Regions from separate parts of the Homo sapiens genome. Here region 2 is linked to region 1. Evidence: read pairs that join two places in POLR2A ChIA-PET (ENCODE). Cell type or tissue: PC-3. All regions are shown on one strand. Each heading gives the region's core, and the rest is flanking DNA. Links, peaks and the distances in the headings are about the cores only.

The links. ChIA-PET counts read pairs that join two places held together with the same protein. Peaks named below come from ENCODE experiments on the same cell type or tissue, not always from the same donor. Only the 100,000 strongest peaks of a DNase experiment are listed, where the experiment ranks them.
Region 2: POLR2A ChIA-PET joins it to region 1 with 9 read pairs; 7 of 35 experiments call an interaction of 5 or more read pairs at or near these places.

Annotation. Positions count from the first base shown.
Region 1 is chr11:111,906,197-111,910,598 of GRCh38, forward strand. CRYAB (crystallin alpha B) reads right to left here. Exons shown (of 3, transcript NM_001289808.2): 2 at 4,131-4,253; 3 at 2,368-2,771. The coding sequence ends at 2,568. Among named protein-coding and RNA genes, the nearest start is that of CRYAB, 3.4 kb to the right of the region's middle. In PC-3, for the core only: no CTCF peak of the experiment used is centred there; no DNase peak of the experiment used is centred there.
Region 2 is chr11:111,962,430-111,966,831 of GRCh38, forward strand. It overlaps DIXDC1 (DIX domain containing 1), which reads left to right. Exons shown (of 20, transcript NM_001037954.4): 2 at 2,120-2,249. Among named protein-coding and RNA genes, the nearest start is that of DIXDC1, 27 kb to the left of the region's middle. In PC-3, for the core only: no CTCF peak of the experiment used is centred there; no DNase peak of the experiment used is centred there; H3K27ac peaks cover 402 bases.

The sequences.
Region 1 (4,402 bases), core at 384-4,383:
TTTTTGAAACAAATATCATTATATAATAGTCGAAGTTGTGATTTATTTAAAACCAAGTCCATAATTGCTTGGGAAATATACTAGTAATTAACTAAAATGATTAAAATTGACACATGGCTTCCAGGCATTCAGTTATTTTACACTATCTAATTCAGCCTTGATAATGTTAGATATTTTTGCCTACTAGTAACAGAAAACCCACGTCAAAACAGATTATTAACAAAAACAAGACATAATCAGACAGCCTGAAGTAGGGAAACTCTAGAGTTGGCTAATTCAGCAGTTCATTGACCCATTAAGGACCTGAGATTATTGTCTTTGTGCTCAGCATATCATGGATGCCCGCTTCACGTTTTCAAAATGGCTACAGTAATCCAGGCATCACATTCTCGTGCTCCAACATCCAGAGCAAGGAAAAAAAAAATCTCTCTCTCTCTCTCTCTGAATCTTTCTGAAATCTTTTCTTAGTTTAGAAACTTTTTCTAGAAGCATCTCCAACAGACTTCCCTCCTGTCTCATTTGCCATAATTGAGTCATAGCCCTTTCAAGAATAATCTTGAAAATCAAGAAGAGAATTTCCCTGCTTGATTTGGACTAATCAAGATAGACCTCCTATGGCTGGAGCTTGAGTTCACTTCTCTGAAGCACATGGCTAGGAAGAACATGGTGTATACCTAAACCAATCTGGGATACTGTTGGCAAGGCTGAAGGTGGTAAATAGCTGTTGGTTAGGCAACCAACAGTGTCTGCTACACAGCCACAAAAATTGGCTGTAAACTTCTGGCTAGATCACAGTATTTCAGACTATTAGGAAGTTGTTTTTTAAGAGAAAGCATTTTTGAACCGGTATAGATTTGCAATTTATATTGTCCTAGCTCCACACCCCTGCATCATGAATTTTTTTATTAAGTTTTAAATTTATTTATTTATATTTTTTGTTTTAGTTGGTATAGTCAATTTTTCATTTTAGTCATTCTAATAGGGGCTCAGTGATTCTCATTGTGATCTTTTTTTTCCTTTATTTTCTTACATAGGTAAATGCATGTCATAGGGGTTTGTTATACAGACTATTTCATAACTCAGGTATTAAGCCTAGTAACCATTAGGTATTTTTCCTGATTCTCACCCTTCTCTCACCTTCCATCCTCCGATAGGCTCCAGTGTGTGTTGTTTCCCTCTATGTCATAAAAAAATTTAGGCAATTGTTTCACGTAGAATATTTCAAAACGCTGGTCAGTCCCCAAACTGACTGACTTCTGATTTTGCATGAAATCAGAAATTAGCTAGAAGTTGCTAAAGAAAAAATAAGAGTTGTCAATAAACATTTATACCAGATCACCTACAGCAGTGCTGTTTATCAAGTGAATCAGAAGTTTTGTCCAGACCCACAGAAATGAAATGGAGGGTTGTTTTTTGTTTTGGGGAGGATTTTTCTGTACAGTGGTATGTCTTTAAGCTAAATAATAGAACCACTTATTGATTGGCTATTAGTTGTAATTCTAAAACTTAACTATTACGTGGTAGGACATTGAATTGGATATTCCCTGGCCTTAGGTTAGTAGGTGTTTGCTAGATAATTTAGACCAGGGGTCCCCAACCCCCAGGCCATGGACTGGTACTGGCCCGTGGCCTATTAGGAACCAGGCTGCACAGTAGGAGGTGAGTGAAGCTGAACTCCACCTCCTGTCACATCAGTGGTGGCATTAGATTTTCATATGAGCATGAATCCTATTGTGAACTGCACATGTGAGAGATCTAGGTTATGTACTCCTTATGAGAATCTAATGCTTGAATCATCCTGAAACCATCTCCTGCTCCCCCGGGGCCATGGAAAAATTGTCTTCCACAAAACCAGTCCCTGGTGCCAAAAAGGTTGGGGGCCACTGATTTAGCCTATACCTCAGAGCTTGTTAGGTGATAATCACCCAAGTCCTGTTTATTGCCCTTGTAAATCAGCTTAAGGCAATGCTTATCAATAGGAAAATGTCAAACAGTATTAGGGTCACCATGTCTTCCCTGGTGATGTAATTAATTTTAGAGATGCAGTAAGGCCTTTTATGTAGCGTTATCCAGAGTTCATTCAGATGTGTTCCAGTCCTTTAAACTGAGAGCTAAAATCAAAGAGGGCAGAGAGAGAGTAACTAATATTCCTTGAACTCTGCCAGCGGCTTTTCCTGCTTCTTCTCCTTAATTTACTTCCTATAATTCCTCTGTACAACTCAGTAACCCATGTTATAAATGGAAAACCTGAAGACCAGAAAGGTTAAGCAACTTGCCTACATTTATACCAGTAGTAAATGGTGAAGTCAGTCATTCTGACTCTAAAATCCTTGGAGCCCTCTAAATCATAATGCAATCATAAATAGATCTGTGGTATCTGTATATTTATTTAAAAGTGTGTGGAATATTCAAACACAAGACAGTTATCTGTTGCTGAATGATATTTTATTAGCTTGATAATTTGGGCCTGCCCTTAGCATTAATAAGCTTCAGCACTAGTCACAAGACTTTCATTCACTGGTGGGGAAACTTTCTTGTTTTAAAAAATGCAATTCAAGAAAGGGCATCTATTTCTTGGGGGCTGCGGTGACAGCAGGCTTCTCTTCACGGGTGATGGGAATGGTGCGCTCAGGGCCAGAGACCTGTTTCCTTGGTCCATTCACAGTGAGGACCCCATCAGATGACAGGGATGAAGTAATGGTGAGAGGGTCTACATCAGCTGGGATCCGGTATTTCCTGTGGAACTCCCTGGAGATGAAACCATGTTCATCCTAACCCAAAAGAATGAGGAAAGAGGCAGAGAGATAAGAACAGGAACTATTATCACCTGCCCAGAACTCAGGCATCCTGATTTCCCCTTAGGTGAGACCAAATGCCATGACAACATAGGAAAAATAAATAGAGCTTCGTTTCAGGGTTGCAGCTAAGATGAAATTGCCTAGGTAGTCACTCCTACCAGTGAGAATCTGAGAAGTCTGAAACAGTCCAACACTTCATTGTTTTTCAAACCCTGAGGCATAGATATGTTTAGGGGTATTTCCCAAAGGTTTAGATCAATGTTGGCTGGGCCTACAGAATTTGGAATCTCATTTAGAATCTGAGTCCCTGAGGAAGCCCTGAAATTGTCCTGACTCTTCAGGAATGTCCCAGAAGGTTCCAGAACAATAGGACTGCTGCTGAAATTAAAAAAAAAAAAAAATGACTCCATCCAAGGAGACTATGACCCAAACCTAAATCATATAAGCAAAATTGAAACAGCCTGAGGACATTACTGAGGACAAACTGTACTGGTTGACGCACAGGTTCTGAGCTATCGTTAAATGGTGAGAAGCAATTTTAAAGCCCTCTTATAAAGTCATAACAAGCTGTTCCATTTGTCAGAACTCCCCCAAAGAGTAGATGACCTTAACCCGTATGCCTGCTGACTCTCAAGCATGTAGCCAAACAGGCTCTCGTTAACTGATTACCACATGGGCTGTAGGGGATTAAAGACTGAGCACAGCTCTGAAATTTAGACAAACCAAGTAGTTCAGCATTAAGATGGGCTAAAGAAGAGACACGGATTCTTGCACAGCTAAAAGAGAAGTCACAACTCAAGTGCTTTTAGGGTACCTGTAGTTAATGTAATTATGCAAAGCAACTAGGTGTCTGACAGCCCTATACCTAATCAGTGGTTCTCAACCTTGACTGTAGATTAGAATTACCTTAAAAATTGCTGATGCCTGGGTCCCACCCTTAAAAATGCTGATTTAATTGGTCTGGAGTAGTGCTCGCTTCGGCAGCACATATGCTAATTGGTCTGGAGTATGCCCGAGCATTAGGTTTTTTGAAAGTTCCCCTGGTGATTCTAATGTGGCCCAGATTCAGAACCACTGGCTTAAATGGGGCATCAGCATCCCATCATCCCATCTAAGGCGATCAAATCAAAGGCCACATCTCTGGCCATAATAGTAACAACAGCAATATGTCTATCCTAACTTAGTCTTCTAGACATTGATTTGTAACCCCTGATCCCGACTGTTATGGCTTGGGACTGGAATGTAGCCAGCCTCCAAAGCTGATAGCACTACCTGGACTATTACAGTATGCACTGAATGAATGAGCAGAAAACAAAAAAACAAGCTACATACCTGGCGCTCTTCATGTTTTCCATGCACCTCAATCACATCTCCCAACACCTTAACTTTGAGTTCCTCTGGGGAGAAGTGCTTCACATCCAGGTTGACAGAGAACCTGTCCTTCTCCAGGCGCATCTAGAAATAGCAAGGTAAGGGAATGGGATGGGAGAAAGAGGGCAAAAATACTGATTACACAGGTGCTGTCTTATTCTGCAGAGCTGCTTTCTGTCCGGGTAATTCATCCTTCTCTTCTCTGCTTAAAAAATCTCCTTTTTAAATAAACA
Region 2 (4,402 bases), core at 214-4,213, 56 kb after region 1:
TGAGATCATGCCACTGCACTCCAGCCTGGGCGACAGAGCAAGACTCCATCTCCAAGAAAAAAAAAGAGGCAGGAGTTAGAAGGAGGTGGAGCGGCTGGAAAGCATGGTGCATTTGGGGAACTGTACATAATTCAGATGAGCTGAAGCATGGTGGGTATTTGGGGAATGGGGGTGAAGCTGGAGAACAGGTGAAGGCTAGCACGTGACGAGCTTAAATGGCAATTGGATTTTATCTTTGAGGATAATTGGAGACAAGTAACAGATTTTAAGCAGGAATGTGTGGAGGGTGGGTTGAGGATGATAATAGATACAGGGAAATTGGTTAGGAGTTTTATATAAAAGCCAGGTAATCAGATCCCACCAGTCACCTTAGTGTTCTTTCTGGGCTTAACTGCTTTCCCTCAGACCAGAGTGGTTCACTCTAGAGGTGCCCTTTGCCTGGTCTGCTTCTGACTGCACAATGGGAGCAGACCTTGGAGCATCACAGATCTCATCTGGTCCCTGGTGATGGGTGTCTGGCCCACGTGAGGCAGAAGGTGCAGCCATTTCTGTTCTGTGGAGTAAGTTGGATAGCAAGAGACCCTTGGTAAATGCATGGACAACATTACTGGGTTTTAATACCATGTCTGCTATGTCCTAGCTATGGGGACATTAGAGAAGTTACATAACCTCTCTGAACCTCATCCATAAAATGGAGATAATGCTAACTCTAGTGTTTTTCTGAGAATTGAATTGGATGACGATGACAAAAATAATGTCATTTAGTACATTTAGTAAGCGTCAATTTTATGTCAGGCCCTGGCCCAGGTACCTTCACTAATTAAAACATGGGTCAAACACCAAAAATTGGTTTAGTTCATGATAGGTGCTCAATAAATATTAGATTCCTCCTCCCACCTCCTCCTGATCGTTGCACTTCCTACAGTTTGTCAGTGGCTGATGGATTGTTGTCTTAGCACTGTCTTCCAAACGATGTTATTTATTCTCACAAATTGACAAAGAGAGAAAATAATGACGATTTAATTTATGTTCAGGAAGCAGCCAGTGAGTAATTTCCAACATTGTTTCATTAAGGAAGTACTTGGGGCTTAGGAATCAACTGTATTTTAACCAAATTATAAATTAATACAATTAGCCCTTGAACTTAAATTTTAGGCTCAGGGTCCTGGGCTGCAAAGAAACCAGTCAGAGCTGCTACTTGGAGAGTGACATTGTTTGTGTGATATTTTGATATTAGTGCCCATCTTTTGACCAAATAATCAGCATAAACATCTGAATACCAGTTCTGTTTAATGGACAAAATGTAATATGTAAGGTTTCCAAGGGTTGGAATGAGTTGTATGTCCCTACGTAGATGCCTGACCAGTTTCTGATAATACTGGGCCCTAGCTTTGTCTAAAAGTAAATGAAAATGCCTCTTAGTCTTCAGTAACATTGCTCACTATAGCCTTTCTTTTTCCTTCTTTGTGTAGATTTTCGGTAACCAGATCCTCTTTGACAATATAAAGCATGGATTAAAACTAACTCTGTAGCAATCCTAGGATTATTGGCTCAGGAGAATAAATCTTGGGTTGACTGTGAGATGATTTCACTTAAGTCTCATTTTGAAGAAAGCAGCTATGGGAGAGGCAGCTCTGAGCATGGTTTATTGTTTATTCCTGGTTGCCCAAGAGCAATTCGTATGAGTATCAGAGTCTGTTATGCATATGGCACGAGTAATTGTTTCTGAGAAGTGCGGTGGGTTGCTGGCAGTCGTGAATAGACCTGAAAACTGGCTGTGGTTCTGGGCCAAGCCCTCATCCCTGGTCAACAGAGAAAAACTTGAGGAAAGCAAGAGTCATAGTCATTGAAAGACTCATCTGCTTATGTGTGTCTACAGTGCCACCCAAGTCCGAGGTTAGCTTATCACTGGAGATTAGCATAAAACTAGAGAATTTGTGAACATGCTGTGTGTCTGACCATGATATAATCTTTCTTCTCTCTTTCCTCAAAAATTTCTCCTGCTTCTGGATATGGGTTGTTTATTATACCCCAGTCACAAACGCTTCCTCAGAGGGTATGAGGTAAGGGTTGAGATTAATATGCTCTCTTTCCCTTACTTATATCTTTTATTTTCCAGCAACAGCTGCAGGCCTATGTGGCCTGGGTGAATGCACAGCTGAAGAAGAGGCCAGCAGTGAAGCCTGTGCAGGACCTGCGACAAGATCTCCGGGATGGGGTGATCCTGGCATATCTCATCGAGATTGTTGGTCAGTTGGCCCTGGACTCTGATACTAGAGTACATAGATCAGAATCTGGCCTTCTTTATCCTTCTTATGCCCTTTAGAGCAGGTTATTTTTTCTTTAGAATATATGGCAGTAGAGGTAGAGAAGACTTAAAATACTTGCCCAAGGTTAATTCATTTATTTATTCGTCAATAAACATTGTGTCCCGGGCACTGTATTATGCTTTGGGAATATGAGGATGAGAATAGTCCATGCTCTCAAGAGTCTACCAAACTAGTTGGAAAGGCTGGAAAGTGAAGTCAATTCCATTAATGTACTTAGTACTCCAGTGGGGTAAGCACAGATGGGAGCACATAGGAGGGACACCCAGCCCAGTCTTAGGGGCTCAGGGATTGGCTTACCAGAACTGATATCTCAACTGAGGCCTACCAGAAGAATTGGTATCTAAACCAAGGCCAGAGAAGGAAGTAGTAGTCAGGCAAAAAGAGGGATGTTACTGGCAAAAGGACCCTTCTACCATAATACTTCATAAAATTTTTTTCCTCTTGAACCCTGGGGTTGTTGACAGTCATTCTTACTAGATGGTACCATAACCTTATTTCCATAGCATTTGTCCATATTTCTATTATTATTTCTCTCATCGAATGATAATTATGTGGTAATCATTTGATTACCTATCCTGTGTGATCTGAGCTGTTTAAGAGCAGGCATAGTATAATGTTTTTCTGTTTATGCAAGCTCTAGCCAAATGCACATAATAGGTTCTCAAACATTTATTGTTACATTAGTTAGCTGATTTTGCTTTGAGTTCTTGAGGGATATAGGACCTGCAAGTGGTACGGAAGAAGCCAGGTTTGCAACAAGCAGCCCATCCGTGAATACCTCATAGGGACAGTTTATGAATTCATCAGAGTATTCATCTGTAATGATGGTAATAATGGCAACGGTAATAGCAACTGCTAGGATTGAACACTTTCTATCTTGTTTAATTTCATTTAATCATCATATCTTTGGGAAACATAATATTATCCCCACTTTTAGGAAACAAGCTTAAAAGAGAAGATTTATAAAAATAAATAGTACTTAGTATGAGTCAAACAAAATAGCTAAGCATGCTATTTTGATTTATTTATGATAGGTGTATAATATGACTAGTACTATTGTATTCATTTTATGAGGCTTAGAGAGGCTAAGCAACTTTACAAAGTCACATAACTATAAGTGCCAAAACAGAGGTACAAACCTAGATCTGCTTTAATTCCAAAGCCTGTTTTAAACATTTAATGTTTCATTTATTTGAATAGGTTATACATGGACTAGTAGGAAATCCAGATGTACAAAAGGATGTAAGATCAAACCTCCTTTTTCCACTTATGTTCCCCCACCAGCTACCCATTTTTCCTTCTAGAGGCAGCTAGTGTTAGCAGTTTCTTGCATTTCTTCCCAGAGAAACTTCCCATTCTATGTCTATACAAGTAATATGAATATGTATTCTTATTTTTCCAAAACCTAGGCCCTTTTTTTCCCATTCCCTCCCCTGCAAAACCCGGGGTTTTTTTTTTTTTTTTTTTCCTTTTTTTTTTTTTGAAACGGAGTTTTGCTCTGTTGCCAGGCTGGAGTGCAATGGCATAATCTCGGCTCACTGCAGCCTCCACCTTCTGGGTTCAAGCAATTCTCCTGCTTCAGCCTCCCAAGTAACTGGGACTACATGCGTGCACCACCACGCCAAGCTAATTTTTGTATTTTTTTTTTTTTTTTTTTTTTTTGAGACGGAGTCTCGCTCTGTGGCCCAGGCGGGAGTGCAGTGGCGCAATCTCGGCTCACTGCAAGCTCCGCCTCCCGGGTTCACGCCATTCTCCTGCCTCAGCCTCCTGAGTAGCTGGGACTACAGGCGCCCGCCACCGCGCCCGGCTAATTTTTTGTATTTTTAGTAGAGACGGGGTTTCACCTTGTTGGCCAGGATGGTCTCGATCTCTTGACCTCGTGATCTGCCTGCCTCGGCCTCCCACAGTGCTGGGATTACAGGCGTGAGCCACCGCGTCCAGCCAAAACCCAGGTTCTTAAACACAACTTTCTATTGTGACTTTGCTAGATAGAAAAGCTCCTCACAAGATTTTGCCTATATTCACTGGATCCACTTCCTTATTTCCTATGCTTTCTTTAATCTGCCCTTATC